Regions from separate parts of the Homo sapiens genome. Here regions 2 and 3 are each linked to region 1. Evidence: chromatin loops called from intact Hi-C (ENCODE). Cell type or tissue: GM12878. All regions are shown on one strand. Links, peaks and the distances in the headings refer to the core of each region. The heading gives the core; the rest is flanking DNA.

Evidence for each region. Hi-C counts contacts between places; a loop is a spot of excess contacts. Peaks named below come from ENCODE experiments on the same cell type or tissue, not always from the same donor. Only the 100,000 strongest peaks of a DNase experiment are listed, where the experiment ranks them.
Region 2: it touches region 1 in a loop (2.3-fold over the local background); 2 of 110 quality-filtered maps call a loop at or near these places.
Region 3: it touches region 1 in a loop (7-fold over the local background); 18 of 110 quality-filtered maps call a loop at or near these places.

What each region holds. Positions count from the first base shown.
Region 1 is chr13:42,330,531-42,338,522 of GRCh38, reverse strand. No RefSeq gene overlaps it. Among named protein-coding and RNA genes, the nearest start is that of AKAP11, 62 kb to the right of the region's middle. RefSeq lists an enhancer at 4,183-4,252. In GM12878, for the core only: a CTCF peak has its summit at 4,271; a DNase peak (open chromatin) is centred at 4,052; H3K27ac peaks cover 727 bases.
Region 2 is chr13:42,880,755-42,888,746 of GRCh38, reverse strand. It overlaps EPSTI1 (epithelial stromal interaction 1), which reads left to right. Exons shown (of 11, transcript NM_033255.5): 11 at 245-2,359. The coding sequence ends at 253. Among named protein-coding and RNA genes, the nearest start is that of LINC00428, 12 kb to the right of the region's middle. In GM12878, for the core only: a CTCF peak has its summit at 4,721 (motif pointing left); no DNase peak of the experiment used is centred there.
Region 3 is chr13:42,475,260-42,483,251 of GRCh38, reverse strand. The region is part of intron 3 of LINC02341 (long intergenic non-protein coding RNA 2341); the gene reads right to left. Among named protein-coding and RNA genes, the nearest start is that of LINC02341, 54 kb to the right of the region's middle. In GM12878, for the core only: a CTCF peak has its summit at 4,526 (motif pointing right); a DNase peak (open chromatin) is centred at 4,491.

The DNA of each region.
Region 1 (7,992 bases), core at 2,859-5,358:
TGTGTGTCTGTGTGTGTGTGTGTGTGTATGTGTGTATTTTCACATGGGCCACCCGTACCGGGGGCCAGACAAATGAGTTCAGCCTGTGTACCAGGCAACAGTCTCCACCAACAATGTTTTCATTACTAATTCTTTCTTGCTCCCAGGATCAAATTGTAACACTCTGTTTTTAACCAAAATACAATGAATTCTCAGCCTAACCAACCTCAGAAGGAGACTTACTGTAATTTCCGACAGGCTAGCACTCTGTCAGAGAGCTCATGAGCAGGTTTGCTTTTGGAAAACAGCCTAGGGTTGGAGATTTTTGGTCTGAAGTAGGGAAACGTAGAAAAAAATTCATTGAAGAAATTTAGCCCAAATCCATGTTGCCAACCTCAAATGATTAGTTTCCATATAGAAAACAAAAATAAAGATGAGGACAAGATAAAGTTTATTCCTCAGACTGCTCTACTGCATGAATCATCCAAACCCAGTAACCAGGATATTTCCGTCCGCAATACCTCAAAACAGACTCAAATGGCATTGAAATAAATTGTGTTTCCCCATTTTTAATGGCACAAAGTTCATTTGAGTTAAGCAAATGACATCATATGGGGGGAAAACTGTAACCTTTAGTTACCTGTAACCATAGCAGACACTCTGAAATATGATATTTGAACTTATAATACCTGTTAAACCACAACAGATTCTGCAAATGTCAGTGTCAGGCTGTTAGGGAAGCAACTGATCAGAATCCCAAATCCTGTCCCAGAATCCCAAGCCAGGATAATTTGTTATGGAAGCAAATTATTCTTGATATTTTAAAAATAATTCTAAGTAGAGTCACTAATTAATCCTCACCTCGTAGCGCTCAGTCCTGATAAATGTAAACACTTGCCTCTTAGCAGGCATGATGAAGGGGACTGCAGGGAAGCTAACTTGTTCATGGAGCAAGTCAGAGGAGAACGCACATTTCAAATGGAAAGTTCATCTCCTAATTCTGAGCTCAAGTCATTTTTCTCTGCATTGCTGAGAAATTGGCACCGAGATAAGAAAGAGGCCAAACTGAAATCATTACATGAATGCTTCTTGGTATTTGGGCTCTGATACCCAAGGCTGCCTTTTGGTTTGTAATTCTTTTTGAGATCTTTCTTTCCTGGAAATGGTAAATGCCCGTGTCCATGAGGTGTAAGGTGGGGCAACAAATACTGGTCAAACGGGAAAAGACCCAGTTGTTGCATCCTGTTTTCTGTTAGACCACAGTTTCAAGTTCCTTCAGGGCAATTGTTTCAAGACTAATTTTCCACCCTTTGGTGCCTTGTCAAAGAACTTTCTAGGGTCAGCAACATCAAATGGATGCTCTGCAAACAATTTCTGAGTATGTGCCAGGCCCTGAGGACATAAAGACCCATACAACACCTTCTCTTATGGTCCAATACAGGAAGACGTAAGAAAGCCTGACCTCTCCTCCTGGAATTCTGTGCCTGGACTTTTTCATCACTCACCACTTGGTTGGAGACCTGTCTACTGTTGAAATGACCACCTCCTATATTTAGGGATTCTCTAGAACAGCCCTGTCCAATAGAAGTATAACGTGGACCACAAATGATTTAAATTTTCTAGTAGTCACATTAAAAACAAAAGTTCAAAAAATATGTGAAATAAATGTTAATAGTATATTTCACTTAAACCAGCATATCCAAAGTAATGGCATTTCAACATGTAATAGACACGAATAAATTATTAAATTAGGAGATATTTTCTTTTTCACACTCAATCTTTGTGAAATCGACATCTATTCTACACTTCGGCACATCTCAGCACTCATTTCAAGGGCTCCAGTAGCCACATGTGACCAGCAGCTACCAAACTGAAGGGCACAACTCTAGACCCTAGCCTGGCTTCTTTTCTTTTACACTGCGGAGCTGAAAGCCTCTGTTCAAATAAGAAGGTAATGTATTGCTATTGCTGCTGTAACAAATTCCACAAACTTAGTGCCTTACCATACACATTTTATTATCATACAGTTCTGGAGTTCCGTCTGACATAGGTCTCACTGGGCTAAAATAAAAGTCTCATCAGGATTATCTTTCCTTCTGGAGGCTCTGAGGAAGAATCTATGTCCTGCCTTTTCCAGCTTCTAGAAGCTACCTGTACTCATTGGCCCTTGACCCCCTTCCTCCCTCTTCAAAGCCGGCAAGGATGCATCTCAGACGCTCCCTCTGATCGTGTTGTCCTCTGACCATAGCTGGGAAATGTTTCTCAGTTTAAGGAGATTAGATTGGATCCACCTGAATAATCCATGATAATCTCCCCATCTCAAGATCCCTCCTTTTATCCCATCAGCAAAGTCCCTTTTGCCATGTAAAGTAACACATTCGCAGTTTCCAGGGATAGGGACCTGGACATATTTGGGAGATCATGAGTATGCCTACTACAAGTTTGGTTTTGTTTTCATTACAAAGACAAAAGAATAAATATTTGAACTTGAGGACTTGGAGAATCTATCAGGTTACACTGGAAAAACATTGATTGCCTTTTTCCCTCAAGTTCATTCAGAAAGAACAAAAACTTCTTCCCTTGGATAAGAAAGACACAATCACTTTCATGAAGTTCCACCCATATCCCAGGATACGAATTTTTTCCTCCCACATGACACTGACTCTTCATTAAAAATATTTTAATGTCTTCTAGATGCCAGACATATACCAATCCTAAAAAATAACCACAGCCAAATAGCAAGAGGAAGATTATGGCATAAGGCGATGGTTCTTTTCAAAGGTAAGAGGGTTTTTAAAAAATTACTATTGTTTTATTTTGAAATATTTTTTCATGTTGGATGCACACTAAGAGCATGACATCTTTCCCCAGAAATGTTACTAATGAGAAGAAATAACCTAGGAAGAACCCAAATAAGCAATAGCAATTTTTAAAACCTTTTATTTGTCAGAAAAATATCAGAGTCATTAACACATGGAGCCAGAGATCAAAATAGAAACATAAGGCCAATACATTTGAGACTTTCTTAAGGACATAATTTTTAAAGACTTAAAGATTGTGAAGTAAGTATGTTTATTTACATATATCAATGCATCTTTTGATGCTAGCTTATTACTTGCAAGTGTCATGCCAATAATGCATATTGTCTGTCACCTGGCTTATGGCTTTAGCCCCTTTTGGAGGATAATCATAAAACCAAAAACTGTTGGGGCAGGAAGGAACCGCAGACAATGCAGTCCAGTCCACTCATTGTGCAGATTCAAAAATAGGCCATTGGGGAGGCCAAGTGACTTGCTCAAAGTCTTACAAGTAACTAGTGGCTCAGCCAAAGCCAGACCCTAGACTACAAACTGTCAGAACAATGCTTTTGACCTGTTGGGAAGGGGTGAAATTCTCCCTAGCCACTCATTCATTCATCCATCCATCCATCCATTCAACCAGCATTTGCTGAGTGCCCACCACATGCAAACGCTGTTCCAGGGCTGGAGATGCAGAAGAGAACAAAACTGGGGGCCTTCTGCCCTTGGGGGTGAAGAGATAACAAATATATACTTATGCCAGGTGGTGAAAGGGCTAAGAAGGAACATAAAGCAACATAAGGGGCTCACTAGTGATGGAAGGTTGCTGCTGTTCACAGGTGGTCAGGGAATACCATATGGATAAGGTGACATTTGAGTAGAGAGTAAATTTGGAGTAAAATTTAGAGTATGTTTAGAATAGAAGCGAATTCTAAACAGCATGGATATCATGAAATGTTAATAGAAAATTCCAAAAACGATAGTGAGGATGTATATGAAGGGGAGGCCAGTGGGAATCAGTGAAATAAGGAAGCAGGTGGCTTAAACAGAGAAGGGACGCTGGTGGTGGCAGTCTGCAGTCTGCTCACCTGAGCCTCCATGCACCTAAGCAGGTGTGACCTCAGAGGAACCCCCTGGAACTCACCTCTGCTGTCTGCCTGGCACAGGTCCAGGTGGCGCCTATGAAGACAGGCCCCATGACCACAGGGGAGCAGTTCTGGCCTGAATCTGAGGAGGGAACCTGGGCAGAAAAGGATTTCCTTTTCAGTAACCAAAGAACTAAGAAAACCCTCCCGATTCCGAGTGGGGATGGAGGTGGATGAGCCAGCAAGAAAGGACCTCAAAGGTCAGGCCAGATTAGAAGCCAGGCTATTTGAAACAAGGAAGGGAAGCGACTGAGAAACAGTTCAAATCGTCAAGCTAATTGTGCCCAAGGAAGCTTTTCACAAAGTGTAATTCAGGCTTTTTTAAACCATAGACTGTGTTGCTGTACCACCTTGAGGCTCCAAGTAACACTGCAGCTTTAAGAAAGCAGAGTTGGTCATCAATGCCGCTGGACTTCTGTGGTCTCTGCCCAAAGCCTCCTTCTCACTGTGATAAAATTCTATGTACCCCTGGATTGGTGGCAAGCACCGCCCTGTAGTGAACCCCACGGGAGAGACTGCAGGGCTGTTTTCGGGACAGTAGCGAACTCAATGGCTGCCACTCAGCCCTGTGACGCTAAGACCAGCCCAGCCTGGCTGAGAGGTGCATAGGCACCACTGTCTAGGGCAAACTGCCAAGATGGCCATCTTAGCCTACCCCGAGCTCCAGCACCTCAGATCCTGTCCCTTCACGCTCAATCACAAGGCAGCTTCTGAGGCCATCAGACGTCCCTACTCATGGCTGAGGACCACAGTGGCCATTCAGCAGCTTTGCCTTCCTCTGCATACCCTGGCCAATGGTGTCCTTCCCTGTGCCGGTATTTGCTCCTGCTAGAAACTCTGGCTTAAAGCCCCCTCCTCCATCTCTTCCCTCATCCCACCCCTGCACTCTCCTCCTCCAATCCAGTCCCTTGGCAGGACAGCAGGCACTTCCTAGTTACAGACTCGGGGTTGGGATTTGGATAGCCAAGCCTCTGTGTCAGGAGACGGGGCGGGGGTCCAGACGTGGGAATAGGGACTGGTGTAGTGGGGTGCAAGACCGAGGCAGAGATAAGACAGGCAACTGCAGCAGCTTCTCTCTGCCTTCCTCGGTGGAGAGCAGTCTTCCCCTCACCCTAACCCACCCCAATTTTAAGAGGCGAAAAAGAAAACCCAAGTAATGTGTGCTTTTCAGGAGGCATTTCGGGACACAGAAAAGTTTTCTGGCTTTTTTTTTTTTTTTTTCTTTTTAATAAACTACTTTCATTTGTGCCTAAACATATTAACCTGCATACTATTTCTTTTTTTTTTTTTTTTTTTTTGAAACAGAGTCTTGCTCTGTTGCTCAGGCTGGAGTGCAGTGGCAGGATCTCGGCTCACTGCAACCTCTGCCTCCTAGGTTCAAGTGATTCTCTTGCCTCTCAGCCTCCCGAGTAGCTGGAACTACAGGCATGCGCCACCAAGCCCAGATAGTTTTTGTATTTTTTTTTAGTAGAGACGAGGTTTTGCCATGTTGACCAGGCTGGTCTTGAACTCCTGGCCTAAAGTGATCCACCCACCTCGGCCTCCCAAAGTGCTGGGATTATAGGTGAACCACCACACCTAGCCTAAACATTATTTCTCTTCGAAGTTTTCTCTCTTGTTTTTGCAAAAATTCCAGAAGCCACCTTGTTAATACACCCACAACCTCTTTGATCAAATCTTGTTGAATAATATATTTGAAATTAATTTTCCACCATGAAATACAATATACATTTAAAATAGTATATAGAGGATGTGTGCAATCTGAAGAAAGATCATAAATTAAAAATCCAGGGGCATAGAATTCATAAACAGAATATTACTAGTACCTTAGAAGCCTGTGTCACATCCTCCTCTCTTCCCCCACCTTTAAAGGTCACTGTCACTATCAGGAAATCACTATCCTGAATTTTATATACAATTTATTTCTACCCTTTTACCATAGAATTTTAGCTTGTTTTTTGAATAGTCCAGAAAAATAGACAAATACATGTATAGCCCTCCCTAAGAAATTTAATATGTATTCTGTTTTTGCTTGGAAATTGTTAGGTTTTTTTGAATCTGTGGATTATCATCTTTCATTTCCAGAAATTTTCCAGCCATCGTCTTTTCAAATATTAATTCTGCCCCGATTCCCTCCTTCTTCTCCTTCTATACTTTTTAGGCATGAGTTAAATCTCCTTTCCCTCAAGGTCACTTAAACTTTTTCCATATATCGCATTTTTGTCTTTCTGTGCCGCATTCTGGATAAGGTTTTCTAATTCACTAATTCTCTCTCAGCTATGTCTAATCTGCTGGTAAACTCAATTGTTGAGTGTTTTATTTCAATTATCTTAGTTTTGATTTTTGAAAGTTTGGGCCAGGTGCAGTGGCTCACGCCTATAATCTCAGCACTTTGGGAGGTCAAGGCAGGCAGATCACTTGAGGTCAGGAGTTCGAGACCAGCCTGACCAACATGGTGAAACCCCGTGTCTACTAAAAATATAAAAATTAGCAAGGCATGGTGGTGGGCACCTGTAATCCCAGCTACTCGGGACGCTGAGGCAGGAGAATCACTTGAACCCAGGAGGCGGAGGTTGCAGTGACCCAAGATTAGGCCATTGCATTCCAGCCTGGACGACAAGAGGGAAACTCTATCTCAAAAAAAAAAAAAAAAAAAAAAGATTATTTTTTAAATCAGTATACTTTCAGCAAGTAGATGACCCTCCATGATGTGAGTGGGCCTCATTCAATCAGTTGAAGGCTTTAAGGAAAACAGACTGAGGTCCTGCAAGGAAGATGAAATTCTGCCTCCAGACTGTCTTCAGACTCAAGCTGCAACATCAGCTCTTCTCTGGGTCTCCAACTTTCCTGCCTGCCCTGCCAATTTTGAACTTGCCAGTCTTTGCAATTGCATGAGCTAATTCCTTAAATAAGTCAATCTCTCCCTCTCTCTCTCTCTATATATATATGTCTATAGACAAAGATACACACACACACACACACACACACACACACACACACACACAAATATCCTATTGTCTCTGTTTCTCTGGAGAACCTGACTAATACATGCAGCTTCTCTCTCCCATGCCGCATCAGTCAATCAAACCTGAAGCTCAAGTTCACTGGGCTCAGCAAATGCCTTCAAAGCCAAAGTTGGTTTTACTGCCTGCTTACAGTTGCACATTTCTACCTTCATTGGGTTTTTGGCCTGCATAAATCCTGCCTTCATGCCAGCCCAACAATGCTTTTAGGAATATTTTTTATATTTTATCCAAAATGTTTAATTGTTTCCCATGGGTGGGTTGGTCAGAGTGGCTCATTCTGCCATATGAGTACAGATGAAGTCAGTAAATGAGCTGCTTTATTGTGCTTTTCCTTAACTTACCTTGCAAACCATTTCATCATGAAATGTGGCTCATCCCTTGGTGACCTCTATCATCTGGGCATTGCTGAGTCATCTTCTTTTTGCAATACTCAACTTACTGCATCAAATAAATAATAATAGTAATGATTATAACTATATAAATCTGATTCAAAATCACCAAGAAGCAAGGTAAATCCTTCCTTGCTAAAGTTCTCTGATGGCTATGGAGTGTGGGGTTACACTGCATCACATTACGAACATCTTTTAACATTTCACTTTCTCTCCCTTCCCCCCTGGATGGAGGACTGTTTGCTCCCCGACACCTGCCATCTCTCCTTCCTCTCATGTTATCACCCCGCTTTCTCTCATCTCTTGGAGAGAGGAGGCGAGATGGAGAGGAAGAGGTAGATAATACTCAGAGATCATTGGAAGGTGTTACACCTGAATGGCCAGCATAATGTAGGTAGGATACCTGGAATAGGTGCTGGGGCAAGAAGAGCTTGATTTTAGACATACTGGACTCTAAAGACAGAGGGCAATGGGAAAAGACCGCCCAATAACTGAAAAAAGGGACCAAGAGCTTGAAAAGGGCATTTGTTCTTTCGGTAATTTTTTCTTCAGACCATGTTTTGTGAGACATGGAAACCATGCATGAAATGGCCTCTATTGCTGTCAGCTCTGACAGGCAGCAAAAGAATGAAGGCAAAGAAAGAAGAAAACCATA
Region 2 (7,992 bases), core at 3,351-5,850, 550 kb before region 1:
ACACAGCCAATAAGACATCACTTGACAAGCCATTACCTTATTGACCAAGACTATTTTGTGAATCAAATGCAATGTGACTTGAAAATCAAATCGTTTCAATGGTCATTTAAGTTGTTAATTTTAAAAAATGGTCATTTCAGCTTGATGCATAAGAGCGTTCTTTGCAGGAACTTCATTTTTGACTACAAAGGCTTTGAATTTTATTTTGCTGCTTGCAGTAATTTTTGTTTTCTTTTTCTTCCAGGGTATATGAGAAAATATTGACTCCTATCTGGCCTTCATCAACTGACCTCGAAAAGCCTCATGAGATGCTTTTTCTTAATGTGATTTTGTTCAGCCTCACTGTTTTTACCTTAATTTCAACTGCCCACACACTTGACCGTGCAGTCAGGAGTGACTGGCTTCTCCTTGTCCTCATTTATGCATGTTTGGAGGAGCTGATTCCTGAACTCATATTTAATCTCTACTGCCAGGGAAATGCTACATTATTTTTCTAATTGGAAGTATAATTAGAGTGATGTTGGTAGGGTAGAAAAAGAGGGAGTCACTTGATGCTTTCAGGTTAATCAGAGCTATGGGTGCTACAGGCTTGTCTTTCTAAGTGACATATTCTTATCTAATTCTCAGATCAGGTTTTGAAAGCTTTGGGGGTCTTTTTAGATTTTAATCCCTACTTTCTTTATGGTACAAATATGTACAAAAGAAAAAGGTCTTATATTCTTTTACACAAATTTATAAATAAATTTTGAACTCCTTCTGTATAAATGGGTCATTTTTATTTTTAATGAAAAGTTATTGGGGTTTTCTCTCTTGAAGGGTCTCATTTTAATTCCCTTTTCCAGGCCGTATAGATCAAATATAGTACTGTCATTACTGTTGGCTCTTGTTTTGGTCTTGACTTACTAATAGTGTTACCCTGATTTTCAGAGGGGGACAGTTTATCTCCAGAAAGGCCAATGTTTGTATACACATCAGCTAGACACAAATATAGACATCATATGTAGTTTGTACATGTTTCAGAAACTTGTTTTTTCTTTGCTCTGTGTAACCTATTTCCTATTGCTAGTTCAGTTGGCTTTCTTATTCACTTCTGTGACCCTGAACCAGTTCTCAGACCCTAGAGTGTAAGAGCATTGATTTTCTACGCTGTGTAATCTAGCTCAATCCCTCTGTCCCCTCCGCCTCACCGTCCCCCAGCCACCACATTGTATAGCAAAAGCATTACATTCAATCCTAGAATAAAGGTAAATACAACAAATCATCTTTGCAGCTGGACAACTAATAATACTTTGCAGCATTAAGAGATCTTCTGTGTTACCAGTCACTCTGTTGAAATGAACTTTCCGAATCTCTTTATTCAGGAAAACATGGGGTTTTGAAATTCTTGGGCCAAGAGACATAACTGAGGGGTTCGCAGAGCTAGGCAAGGGTGCACTAGGAAAGGGCCACATTGGTGGGTGGGGGGTAACAGAGAACAGATGGTGTCAGGAAGTTTCTCTGGAGTAAATAATGTGGATATTCTTGGTTTCCCTCTCCTCCGCCAGCTGAAGCTGTGTTAGTGCTGTTGACACTAATATAAAATGTTTGGTCCATTTGAAATCCTTGTCATTGCCTTATATGGGGGAAACTCAATCCCCCAGCCTGTGTTGGAAATATCACCAAACTGATTGTAAATGTGCGGCTGTAGCAGACATTTTAGTGTGGTGGTGTGCAGCCATTTCGGCCCTACACCTGCCAGCCTGGCTACCTTACAGTTGTGTTCCGATTTTTGCGTCTATGCTTGGTGTGCCTCACTTGCTGCATTTTCCAGCATGCAACCAGGAGTTGACGTAGGAAAAAGGGATGCTTTCTTACTTTGGAAGCTCTCAGGGAAGTTGGTGTCAATTTCTCCTCCACTGCCTGGCCTACCCTGCACTCCCAAAGATTTTGTGCAGATGGGTAGTTCCATTTTTTAAAAATTGTGCAGATATGGAAAATTGTGACTTACTTCATGACCAGAACTATCTAGAATATGTGTGGGGGTATAAACATCTTGCTTAACCAAATATCTATGTAGGCAGAGGTAACCAGGAGAGAAGCAAGACTTGCTGCCTAAAGGAGCCCACCATTTTACTTTTCACATTTAATCTGCCACGTTGAATCAATTGGAATAAAACCTGACTCGCAGGTGACTGGACAGGAAATCCCAAAGTTCCACCATTTCTATGCTTAATTTTAATGTCCCCCCGCTTTTTTTTTTGTAGAAAATAAAAACAAGAAAATCGTTCCAATGTAAGATGTTTGTTATAGAAACTTTAGGCAATACAGGTGTGTAATAAAATGTTTAATAAACTTCTAAACACTTTTGTATTTGGATTTACCACTTTTTCCTTTGTGGTTTCTTCTTGGTATTATGTTGATAGATCCTAAAATCTACAAAGCAACAACCTCTACCCAGTGGCCTATTTTAACAAAACAAAGGATTTCCCCTACTACTGGGCTTAGTTATATTATAGTAGATAGTCAGGCAGACAGGAGCAGGCCAAGAGAGGCCCCCACTACCAGGAATGTCAGGCAACCATCAGGTGATGGTCAGCCAAGTTATTTTTGTTGTTTTTCTTTTTTTTTGAGATGGAGTCTCACTCTGTTGCCCAGGTTGGAGTACAGTGGCATGACCTCGGCTCACTGCAACCTCTGCTACCCGGGTTCAAGAGATTCTCCTGCCTCAAACTCCCAAGTAGCTGGGATTACAGTCTCCCACCCGCCACCACGCCCAGCTAATTGTTGTATTTTTAGTAGAGACGGGGTTTTGCCACGTTGGCCAGGCTGGTCTCAAACTCCTGACCTCAGGTGATCCGCCTGCCTCAGCCTCCCAAAGTGCTGGGATTACAGGCATGAGCCACTGCACCCAGCCGGCCAGCCAGTTGTTAAGCTGACTCTCTAAAGTAATAATTGGTTGCAGCCAGTGCCAGGGAAAGGCAGTCTCCCAATAGATAGAAACACCTGAAACTGGTGATCAGCAGCTTCTGATAAGATCTCAGGATTTGGGCAAGAAAGCTCAAGCATGTACATTAAGGGGCAAAATGGCAGAGTTTAACTGATACATGACCTTACAGGAACATTCGACTGGTAAGGGAAGAACGCCTCAAGTAAGTATATGCACAACTCCAGTAAACACACTGGGCTTGCGGCCCCTCCCAAGTGCTGGCCGGCCACTGCGCATGCAGACAGCCCACCCCAAGGGAATCATTGACTCCAGAAGATTGCCAACATATAAAACCCCAAGTCAAAGGCCAAACCATGCACCCAATCTCCCAAGTTGCTCACTTGGCCTTCTTCCAAGTGTACTTGACTTCCTTTCATTCCTGCTCTAATTTTTTTTTTTTTTTTAACACAGAGTTTCATTCTTGTTGCCCAGGCTGGAGTGCAACGGCACGATCTCGGCTCACTCAACCTCTGCCTCCTGGGTTCCAGTGATTCTCCTGCCTCAGCCTCCCGAGTAGCTGGGATTATAGGCATATGCCACCATGCCCGGCTAATTTTGTATTTTTAGTAGAGACGGGGTTTCTCCATGTTGGTCAGGCTGGTCTTGAATTTCTGACCTCAGGTGATCCGCCCGCCTTGGCCTCCCAAAGTGCTGGGATTACAGGTGTGACCCACCGTGCCAGGCCTCTAATACTTTTTAATAAACTCTCACTCCCGCTCTAAAACTTGTCTCAGTCTCTCTGCCTTATGCCCCTTGGTTGAATTTCTTCTGAGGAGGCAAGAATTGAGGTTGGGGCAACCAGTACAGATTCACTGCTGCTAACAGTTGTAGATAATACAGGTCAGGAGATCTTATTCCATTCACAGGATAGGCCTAAGAACTCACATTTTTTGTATGTTTTTTTGTGTATGTTTTCACACTAGAGACATTTCTTGTGGTCCCTAAATACTTTATGTTCAAAGGAAACATTGCATTTTTTCTTTAGGTCGATTTTTTAAAAATCAAGATAAGAAGCCTACATATTTAATTTGGAGATTCGGTTGTCTTTCAGAAAGTATATTTAGAAAAATTACATTGTAGTTATAGTAAATGTAGACATATTTTAAAGTAAAACCCTTGACATTTATAAAGCCAAAAATTTCAAGTTAAAATTCAAAGTTTTGTGATAACTCTGGCTAAAAACTAATTTTTAAAAACATGTAATCATAAAAACAGTGCCTACAATCTTAATTTTAAATTTCAGGATATTAAGCAGATAGGTTGTAATTAGCTGGACTTGTTTGTCCAGTTATGAGAGGATGTGTTTGGAAGTGTGGCTGCCAGAGGAAGTAAAAGGAATTGTTCTGAAACTATTAGCAAGTAGAAGAAAATAGAAGGTTGTGGGCTCTTTGTTTTTATTAATAACTCAGTGGACTAGCACATCTAGAAACTAGCTCCGTGCTGATGTGCATGAAATAATATCGGAGTGAGGTATAATAAAATTTACATGTGGAGAAAGAATATGCCTCTCCAGTTACCATGAGGATTGCATAGAGAATAAATACATGTTAGGCATTCCTTCAAGGAAGGGGCTCTGATTTGGAATTCCTCCCTCCCTTTAAAAATATTCCCTTGTTTAACAATAGAGTTTAAAAAGCATCACAGAGGATTATCATTTTTTTTCTGCTCACAGAATTACATGCTCAGAAGTGAAGGGTTTATATAAAGGCAAATGGGAGAAGCATTTTCATGACATTTATTGCCATGTTGTGCCATCTGCTGGGACAGAGGCTACAGGGACAGCTGTACTGCAACACACACCTCCCCTAGGAAGCTGATTTATTACAAGCCCTTTGCTTTGCTGCTCAGCTGCAGGGCATGTGCTCTGAACATTCCTTCTCACCGTCCCTGGAGGACACTGACCACAGCTGAGCTGAAGGAATCGTCGTCAGTCATCGGGGGTGACATTTCATTCCCTACAAAACCTTACACCAGTGATTGGCACCAGATTATGAACTGATTAGAAATTTCTGTTTTAGAAACCATAGTTGAGCTAAAATGAGTAGAAATTGTGCTTTAGTATGGAGAGAACAGAAACTGATGGGAGAGGGATATTTGAAATTGGACATTGTGAATTAAGAAAAATCAGAAATCAACATTTAAATATATGTCTATAGTCTGTTTTAAATGTGGCACAATGGAGACACAAAGTTAAGTGGTACAGGTCCTGTCCTCAGGCAATGGAGCAGTCGGAATAGGCAAAGTTATGGTGACCACAATAAGCAGCCCCCACCTCTTCTTGGATTAGCAATAGTTTCTTGCCCATGCTGCACTTTATGCACAGGTCAGCAGAAGCCTCTGCTCACCTTAGTCAAGGACTGAGAAAGGCTCTGTCTGTTCTTATGCTTTCCATACACCAAGAGGAGGACATAGTGGCAGTATTCTGTGCTATCTCCAGGAAATGCTTTCTCCAGGAAATGACACATGCTACTTCTGTTCACATGTTATTAGCCAGAACAAATCATGTGGCTATTCCTAATTTTAAAGGTGTGGGAAAGAAAATCCTACAATTTTCTGCAACGTACAAAGGAGGAAGAGAACAAGAACATTTGTAAATAACCCTGATTATCCCCCCAAGGAACACATTCTACAGTTGAAGAAGACACAGACATATGAAAGCTTAAGATCAAAGACACATACAAATTCAAAACAATATCAAAAACCCAGTTCAATTCAAACTTTAGTAAGGAACTAATATAGGCCAGGCACTATGCTAGGCATGGAGACTACAATATCGTACAAACCAGCCACTAAAGAACTTTAGTATGAGTTAGACACACACACACACACACACACACACACAGAGAGAGAGAGAGAGAGAGAGAGAGAGAGTAGGAAAAATGAGATAGAAGCTATGCAAAGCAATGAGATAAAAAACCTAACACGAATGGCTTTTGGTGCCATATCAAGTAGCTTGAACTTTTAAAAGGTTATAAGCAGGGCATGGACCTGATTAGATTTAGCTTTTTATTTTAAATAAATCATGAGTGAACCCAAGAAAGAGATTTGAGGGAGGAAAGCCCAGAAGCAGAGCAATCTGTTAGGAGGCTGGAGGTGATTACATCAGTTCAAGGTGACCCGTGATGAGAGTCCTGAGCTAGAGCCGTGAGAGTATGGATGAGGACAAAAGAATGAGCATGTGGAATTCTCACGATATTAAATCAAGATAAGAAGCCTACATATTTAATTTGGAGATTCAGTTGTCTTTCAGAAAGTATCTTCAGAAAAATTACATTGTAGTTATAGTAAATGTAGACGTATTTTATAAAGTCAGGACTTTGTAAATGACTAGATATAGATGGAGACTGATGAATCAAAGATGAGTTTCATATTTCTAGCCTGTGTAAATACATTGATGGTGATGTGGCCATATATACAAAATTTATAGTATTTCAGAGGAAGGGAGATTTGATGTGGTCAATAAAGAGTTTCAAAGACTATAGAATAAAATTCCATGAGCTCGGGGACATTGTTTTGTTCAATGCTGTATTCCCAGTTCCTTGAACAGTGCCTAGCACATAGTAGTGATTCAATGAGTATTTGGTAAATGAATGGATTTGATAAAAGAGGAAAATTTTTACAGATGGAAAGAAATAAGTATGGTGGTGGCTGGTGAAGGATTGAGTGCAGGGACATTTAAAGCAGCCACAGTGGTGCAGTGATGGTGGTAAGCACGTGTTTGGGGGACATTGAGGAAGAAGAATGTTCAGGCTAGAGTAACTCCATCTTGTATACTAATTGGCCATGTTGACTTCTGATTAACCCCAGTTCCGAAAATGCCTCTAAAATTTCTATTTTATCTACTGTTAAGAGTGTATAATTACGAATAATTCCTGCCCTTAGGTCAAAACAACCTTGATGTTATCGTAAACACATATATCTTCCCCTTAGGCAAATTCCCTATGATTTGTAAGCCCTGGGTCTGTGGGGTAACAGTGTACTGTAGGGATCCACCATTCGCAGCTGCTTGAGATATGGCTTCTGTTCATAAATCCCTATTATTTCATTCTGAGAATCTGGACTTGTCAGCTTCTTTCTTCAGCTCCTCACCTTCCCTGGCCTTTGGAAGTAGGTTTGTATAGGCCTGCTCACCTCGGAACACACACACACACACACACACACACACACACACACAGAGAGAGGGAGAGGGAGAGAGAGAGAGAGAGAGAGACTAGTGTGGTTGTTGCTTGGAAGTGGGAGACAAGATATAGGAGAGGAGAAACACCCTGGAAGAGAGCTTCTCTCAATGTTTTGGAATTTGTCCCAGTTAATTGGCCAACCCCAGGTGTGATAATCAAGGATAGAAAGATTCTTGGGATAAGGATATCATATTAAGCTAATCAGTTATGAATAAACCTAAACCCCGCCAACAGCAGCTGCTGATGCAAACCAAAGGGCTGGCTTTGCCCCTTTACAGGCAATGCCTGTCCTTTAATCCCTGCAGATGGTTAGCAATGCCATGAGCCATAGCATTTTGGAAAAGAAAGGGGAACCACGGGATTTCTGGAAGATATGAGAATGTAGCTCTGCCATTCACTAATGTTGAAACCTTGGACAAATCTCTTATCTCCACCTTACCTCACAGGATAGGTTGTAGACAAACTGATGGGATAAATGCTCTTAAAAGGTAAATGGGAATGCAAGGTAGGAGAGTAGCAAGGGAAATACTATATTAGTTTTAAATGAAAAGATACTTTCTCAACTCCTTTCTTTATTACTAAAAATGTTGGTCCTTCTTTCTTCCTACCTTATCACCATTTTCTAGATCACCTGGCCATGTATACTTACAGGCCTCAACAGTCTTCCTTCCTTCTCATAATTATCCCTGCATAATTCATTGGCAGGGATTATCAATTCTACCACCACAATATCTTTAGCAACTTTCCCTTTTATTTCAGGCTCACTACCATCCTCTTTAATTGGTTTCTTGTGATGTTTTACAGAGACTATTGTCAGAAAAAACCATTGGATCTTTTTGCCTCCTGCAC
Region 3 (7,992 bases), core at 3,351-5,850, 140 kb before region 1:
GCTTGATAACACATTGTTGGTGAGAATGTAGATAGTTACTCTTATTCATTGCTAATAGGACTATAAATTGTTTAATCCTAGAGAAAAATTATCAGGAACTGTATAATTTTAAAAATGTATATACTCTTTGAGGGGCCGGGTGCGGTGGCTCACACCTGTAATCCCAGCACTTTGGGAGGCCGAGGTGGGTGGATCATGACGTCAGGAGATCGAGACCATCCTGGCTAACACGGTGAAACCCCATCTCTACTAAAAATACAAAAAATTAGCCAGACATGGTGGCGGGCGCCTGTAGTCCCAGCTACTCAGGAGGCTGAGGCAGGAGAAAGGCGTGAACCCGGGAGGCGGAGGTTGCAGTGAGCCGAGATTGCACCACTGCACTCCAGCCTGGGCGACAGAGCGAGACTCCACCTCAAAAAAAAAAAAAAAAGTATATACCCTTTGAGTTAATAATTCCATTTCTAGAAATTTATCTTACTAATATATTTATACACATAATGCTTTAAGATGTTTTTCTGAAGCTTTGTTTGGCCAAGGGAAAAGAGGGAAAAACCTAACTGTTTATTAGCAGGGGATTTGTTAATCATAGTACATCCACACAATGGAATATTATATAGCTATAAAGAAGAACCAATATTAAATAATTTCTGAAATACTCTTTTAATTTAAAAAGGCATAGAGGTATAGAACACTGTGCATAATGCTGTCATTTGTTTAAAAGGAAGAGAATGTTTGAAACTACACAAAATCGTTAGAAGAATAAATGAGTTGACACCAGTGCTTACCTCTTGGGGGAGATGGGAACCAGGCTGACACAGGATAGAAAAGGAGTGTAAATTTTTCAATAAACATATTTTTATATTTTTTTATATTTGAACCATGTGAAGATATTTTCTCTTCAAAGAAAATTACACAGGGTTTGGTGGGTTTTTTGGTTGTCTTTCTTTGTGTTTGAGTCGGATTCTGTCTCTGTTGCCCAGGCTGGAGTGCAGTGGTGTAATCTCAGCTCACTGCAACCTCCACCTCCCAGGCTCAAGTGACTCTTCTGCCTCAGCCTCCTGAGTAGCTGGGACTACAAGAATGCTCCACCACACCTGACCAATTTTTATATTTTTAGTAGAGAGAGTTTCACTATGTTGGCCAGGCTGGTCTTGAACTCCTGACCTCAAGTGATCTATCTGCCCACCTCGGCCTCCCAAAGTGCTGGGATTACAGGCATGAGCCACCATGCCCGGCCTACACAGGGCTTGTTTTTAAGTGAAAAGTACTATATCGCTTGTTGAAGATACTGTATTATATTAATGCAGCCTAAAATTATATTTCTTTATTTTTAATCATTACATCATATTGAGATCTTAGTAAATTAAAGCCTCTATCTCCTTTCTGGATGTACTGCTCTTATATCAAGTCCTTTTATTTGTACCTACTTGATTTTTTTCATCCAAACATACAGCTGTTTTTAAAAAGCTTAAAAACTTTGGCCGGGCGCGGTGGCTCACTCCTGTAATCCTAGCACCTTGGGAGGCTGAGGCGGGTGGATCACGAGGTCAGGAGATCGAGACCATCCTGGCTAACATGGTGAAACTCCGTCTCTACTAAAAATACAAAAAAAAATCAGCCAGGTGTGGTGGCGGGTGCTTGTAGTCCCAGCTACTCAGGAGGCTGAGGCAGGAGAATGGCGTGAACCTGGGAGGCGGAGCTTGCAGTGAGCCGAGATCGTGCCACTGCACTCCAGCCTGGGCGACAGAGACTCCTGTCTCAAAAAAAAAAAAAAAAAAAACTTAAAGTAAGCTCCCTCCTGTCATTTGCATTTCCTACCATTTTTAATAAGTAAAATCCAGAATAGCACATACTTCCAACAATTATTTACCAATTATTGAGATACTAAAACTAATATTCTGGTACTAAGTTAAATTCTGTGGGTGATACAAAGATTTCATATATGTATAAATGTATATTATATATGTAAATTTTATGTATGTAAATGTATATTGTGTGTGTGTGTGTATATATATAAGTATGTGTGTATACACATACACACATATGCCACAGCTTATATATGATAGTCATATGGTTAAAGTTCTTAGATATACTACTTATTTTTTTTCTTTCTTTCTTTTTTTTTTTTTCTTTTTGAGACAGAGTCTCACTGGTCACCCACCTGGAGTGCAGTGGCATGATCTTGGCTCACTGCAAGCTCCGCCTGCTGTGTTCACGCCATTCTCCTGCCTCAGCCTCCTGAAGCTGGGACTACAGGTGCCCGCCACAATGCCTGGCTAATTTTTTGTATTTTTAGTAGAGACGGGGTTTCACAGTGTTAGCCAGGATGGTCTCAATCTCCTGACCTCGTGATCCGCCCACCTCGGCCTCCCAAAGTGCTGGGATTACAGGCCTGAGCCACCATGCCTGGCCTACTACTTATATTTTTAAACATTTTGAGTAAAATCTCAATTTGCATTTTCTTAGAAACTTCCAAGTATACAAGGCAGATTTACAAATAGGCAATCTATTTTTAGGGGCTCTCAGCTCTGTCATTCAAAAGAAACAGAATGGTAATTCCTTTCAATAAAAACTAAGCCATCTTTTCCCTAAAATTAAACACATTTCACATAGTTATTAAAACTGGTGAATTTGAGAAGTATATATAATTTTACAGCAATGGCAATAATAAAACTGATTTTTCATCAGGTTTTTTAAAGAGCACGTGCTCATTGCAGAAAACTTGTAAAATACACAGACCTACAAAGAAGAAAATTAATGTCACCTGTAATCTCACGAGTTAGAGATACCCACTGCTAACATTCCAGTTCACCACCAGCCAGTCATCCTAACCAGTCAACATTAACTCCATGTCAAACCATCAGCTTTGACTTTTGTCAGTGTTCTAAAGCTGACTGGAGTTCATTCTCTCATTTCTCAGTAGATGAGAAAACTAAGACTGGTTTTCTCATCTACTCATGAGACCTTCAGCAACTCAGCTTTACCTCCAGATATTGGTTTAACCTAGAAGATCAAGAGAGGCAAGAGATTCATCCAGAGTGTGGGAGTGGGGAGGGCAGGTTCCACATCAGAAGGAAGGGCAGCACTTCCCTTCCCCTGCCTGTCCAGCACATTTTGGGATGTCTTGTGTCTGCTCATCCAAGTCTCCTCTGCCTCCCCTTTAGGCCACATCATGGGTGTGGCTCCGAGTTATGAGTTCTGACCAGCACCCAGAAAGGGATGGAAATTCCTGGAATTAGGGGTAGAGAGAAGGAAGGGCAGAAAACAAAGGGGATAAGTAAAGCAATCTTCTCGACCAACATGCATTTCTTCAAGGCCTAAAGTGGAAAAACACAAGAATCAGTGATAAGTGATGATAGAGCATTGATAAAATATGGGGAAATCAGAAACATCTTAACTACAGTTCACTTCTATTATCTGAGTATAATAAAACTATCTGCACTTTAATGTCTGTGAATCCATGACTACTCATCCTCAGTTTCTCCTTCCTCAGCTCCCATGGCACTCTATCACCAAATCCTGTCAATCACATTGGCCTTAAATGTAATGCTTTCTATCTCCACTGCCACCATAATCTTTCACGAGAATGTATCTGGTCTCCCTGCTTCCACACCTGCCTCCCACAATCAGTGGTCTTTGGGAAAAGAAAGACCATGGCATATCAGTTTCCTGGTCAAAACTCATCAAACTTCCCAGTTGCCCAAATGCTGGGCATGCCCCACAAGGTCCCATGTGATCTGGCTGCCAACCTGCAACTTCATCCCACTGCTCTTGCTCTCACCCTCGACTCCAGCCCCCTGATCTTCTTCCAGGTCCTTCCACAGGCCGGTCTCTCCCCTCTCGGGGCCTTCCACAAGCTCATCTCTGCCTGGAGGCACCTCCCATGTCTCTGCTACCACTCCCTTCTTAATCTTTAGGTCTCAGTTTAAACATCACAGAGAGTAACAAGGAATCACACCTAGGTGTTAAGAAACACATCAAAATGTTACAGTTCTTTCTCCGGGGAGAGATTCTGGAGGGTTTGTTTTTTTTTAATACTAACGTGTATTTCCTAAATTAACTACAATTAAATAAAACTATCTGCACTTTAATGTCTGTGAATCCATGACTACTCATCCTCAGTTTCTCCTTCCTCAGCTCCCATGGCACTCTATCACCAAATCCTGTCAATCACATTGGCCTTAAATGTAATGCTTGTTGTTTTCACAATCAGAAAAAAAAAAAAACAAAAAAACCTCTGTTAATCATTTTCCTAGCCTGCAGAGTGTTGTCATAGTTGATGGTCCCAGCACCTCTGTGAAGTAAGGTAGTACAGGCACAACACCTCACTGCTGCTGCGCTTCGCACTTCTGCCACTCTGTCTTTCTCCAGGAGCAGCATCTCCCTGTTTCCAGATACTCTTTCATTGCCTCATGTGACCAAACACACTTTCCCCTTTGTTCAGAATGCACTCACCCTGCTCCTGCTCCAAGTCTTGACAGAATCCCAGCTCATCTTTTTAGCTCAGCGCAAAACATCACCTCTAGATGGAGCTTAAGGTCCCAGCAGAATAACTTTCTTTGGCCTCCATATTCCAATGACTCTGGGTTCTTTTCTCTGCAAGAGCACCTTGTTCTTTGCTCTGGGATTTGTCCCTGAATAATGACTCTGTTCCCTGGAACAGGAGCAGGACCCAGTCTGTCTTCTTCCCCATTGTACCCCCAGGACCCAGGCCAGTGCCTAGCAGGGAGAAAATATTCAACTGCTGTGGCTGTGTATTGAATGAATAAATGAACTCGATTATACAGGTAAGGAAATTGAGGCACAAAGACTTAAGTAATCTGATAAATTTGCAACCTCTTCACTCATTTTCTTTTTAATTTGAGAGATACTTCAATACAAAATAAAGTTATTAAAATAGGAACAGGACCAAATTTAAAATACATTGAAAACATTCAAGGGCCCAGCTTATAAATGGTGAAGCAGAATATGCAGAGGCTTCCTGACTACAAGCTCAGTGCTTTTCAACTGCACCATGCTTTACCAAAAGTGGGTCTATGTAATCTGTTGTTGACTGGCAGGGTTTATCTCTTATTTATTGTTTAGGTGACTTCAATCTTCAGAGTTGAACCAGAATACACTCGGGGCAGCATGTTTTCCCACTAATATTTTGCTACAGACACAACCGTGAAACCTATGGCTTCTGTCCAATGAACCCCCTCAGTCACCACAATTGCACAATGAAGCACATGCAATGTATAAACAAAATGGCTTGAAACACAGAACATAGACTTAGAAGTTACAGCCACATAAAGCAGTGAGATACTTAAGCTAGTGTGACCCCTGACTGTTCTGAACACGCCGACCAACACATTTATCCAGTGGCCAGTTGGCCCCCAGAAAGCAGCTCACCGACATGACTTGGCAGTACTCCCTGGGGCTACACTCATTCCTGGTGGCACCAGGCAGGGCGCCAGGCATCACCCTCTGCATGCGAGACAGCAGGGCAAGGTGCCCAAGGCTTTGAGACAAAAACATCTGTCGAAGTCACCAAGTTGTCGGTTGTCTGAGTTCACCCCGCTGGGTGAGTACACTGCCAGGCCAATTCCAGGATCAGTCCCTGTCCCTGTGAGGGACATTGCAAGCTCCAGAACCCAAGCCCAAGGGTCAGCTGACATGGAAACAAATGCAAAAGCCTCCCCATCACCATCAGCAGGTGGATAAGGGTTGGGGGCAGAAGCTAAGCCCCTCCTGACTCATGCTAAGATCCGAAACATAAGGCTTGAGCCATTTCTAGATGACAGCAAAGCAACTTGTAGAAATGCAAATTAAAAAAACTTGTCTCATAATCTTTTTTTTTAACTGTGCCTTTTCAACAAGATGCCAAATAATAGATTGATTAATTTTTTTTTTTTTTTTTTCACAGAAAAGACTGCTTCTGGAAGTGGGCTTTTTCCTTTTTTGTTGTCTTATTTTGTTGGTTTTTTAATAGGCTTAGAACAATTCAGGGACAGAAGGGTCCTTAAATATCATCCCCTCCAGCCCCCTGACCCATGGAGTGGCTGCAGTGTTTTCTACTGATTTAGTCACTACTGTGCTTTATAACAGAGGCATCAAGATATGCAAGAATCAGGCAGAGCAAGTGTTAGCTAAAGCAAGCTAGCTCACCTTACCAGAAGGAATTTAAAGTTCAGAATCAAATTCCTTACGAATGAACTGTCCAAAGGGATTCCTAATCACTTTGCCATTCGATGCACCACCTTATTTTTTTTTATTTTTATTATTATTTTTTTTTAGTATTTATTGATCATTCTTGGGTGTTTCTCAGAGAGGGGGATGTGGCAGAGTCATAGGATAATAGTGGAGAGAAGGTCAGCAGATAAACACGTGAACAAAGGTCTCTGGTTTTCCTAGGCAGAGGACCCTTTGGCCTTCCGCAGTGTTTGTGTCCCTGGGTACTTGAGATTAGGGAGTGGTGATGACTCTTAACCAGTATGCTGCCTTCAAGCATCTGTTTAACAAAGCACATCTTGCACCGCCCTTAATCCATTTAACCCTGAGTGGACACAGCACATGTTTCAGAGAGCATGGGGTTGGGGGTAAGGTTATAGATTAACAGCATCCCAAGGCAGAAGAATTTTTCTTAGTACAGAACAAAATGGAGTCTCCTATGTCTACTTCTTTCTACACAGACACAGTAACAATCTGATCTCTCTTTCTTTTCCCCACATTTCCCCCTTTTCTTTTCAACAAAACCCCCATCGTCATCATGGCCCATTCTCGATGGTCGCTGTCTCTTCGGAGCTGTTGGGTACACCTCCCAGACGGGGCGGCCGGGCGGAGGCGCTCCCCACCTCCCAGACGGGGCGGCCGGGCGGAGGCGCTCCCCACCTCCCAGACGGGGCGGCCGGGCGGAGGCGCTCCCCACCTCCCAGACGGGGCGGCCGGGCGGAGACGCTCCTCACCTCCCAGATGGGGCGGCCGGGCAGAGGCGCTCCTCACTTCCCAGATGGCACCACCTTATTTTTATAATCAGAATGGATACCTACTTCACATGATGCTTATGCCTATATTGCAATCTGTAGAAATAATGTGATTATTTGGAGGGTAATAGCAATATGACCAATTTATTTCCAAACATCCTATTTGCTAGTCAGCAAATGAATCAATACACAGTAACTTTTCCTGTGTGGTCTACTTCCCATGTGCACATCTATATTTGTTTATTCATTCAATCAAAATACTTATATTCCCACTATACATTAGGCACCATGCCAGACACTAGATTTATATAATGCTGCATAAGAGACAGAACCTTCCCTCAGGAAACTTTAGCTGGAGACTCTTCATCCATCAAATCTGTCCGTTCTAAACATGGGGAAGGTATAGACACTCCAGGTTCATGATGCACAGAGGTGGTAGAGCAGAAACCATGACCATGCTGGCCTCAAGAGAGCCCAACACTAGCCTCAGAGAACTCAGGGGAAGCACTGGTATTTGTAACATATGTCTTTGGTTGTTTTTCTATTTTAAATCACTCACCTCGAGTCAGGTTATAAATTCTTCAAGATTAAAATGAATAGTCATCACAATGCAATAGCAGAGTTTTATGTACTGGGTAATAAGAAGTCATAAAGCTCATCACAGGAAGAGTGCCATAATGCAAATAGCATCCCCCAAATCAAAGGCCAAATCTGGATCATAAGGCTGATCCTTTGTAGCTTGCAAAGTTGGTTGCTGCAAATGTATCACTAGAACTGTGTGACAGCGACAGTCACCTAAAATGGAATTTTACCTGGTCAATGTCACTTTTATTTTAATCATCCCCAGCTCAGTATCCTTGGTGTGATCTCTCTATAGGCAAATCTTTTTCCCTTGGTTTTTCATGTGTATAAATTCAGAACCTATTTTCCAAATGGGCATTTGGCTGTGTGATTTGGCTCACTCACACAACTAAGATGGCAGAAGTATCCTGAACTCTACGTGTAGTCCACGGAGACATTCCATGCGGAT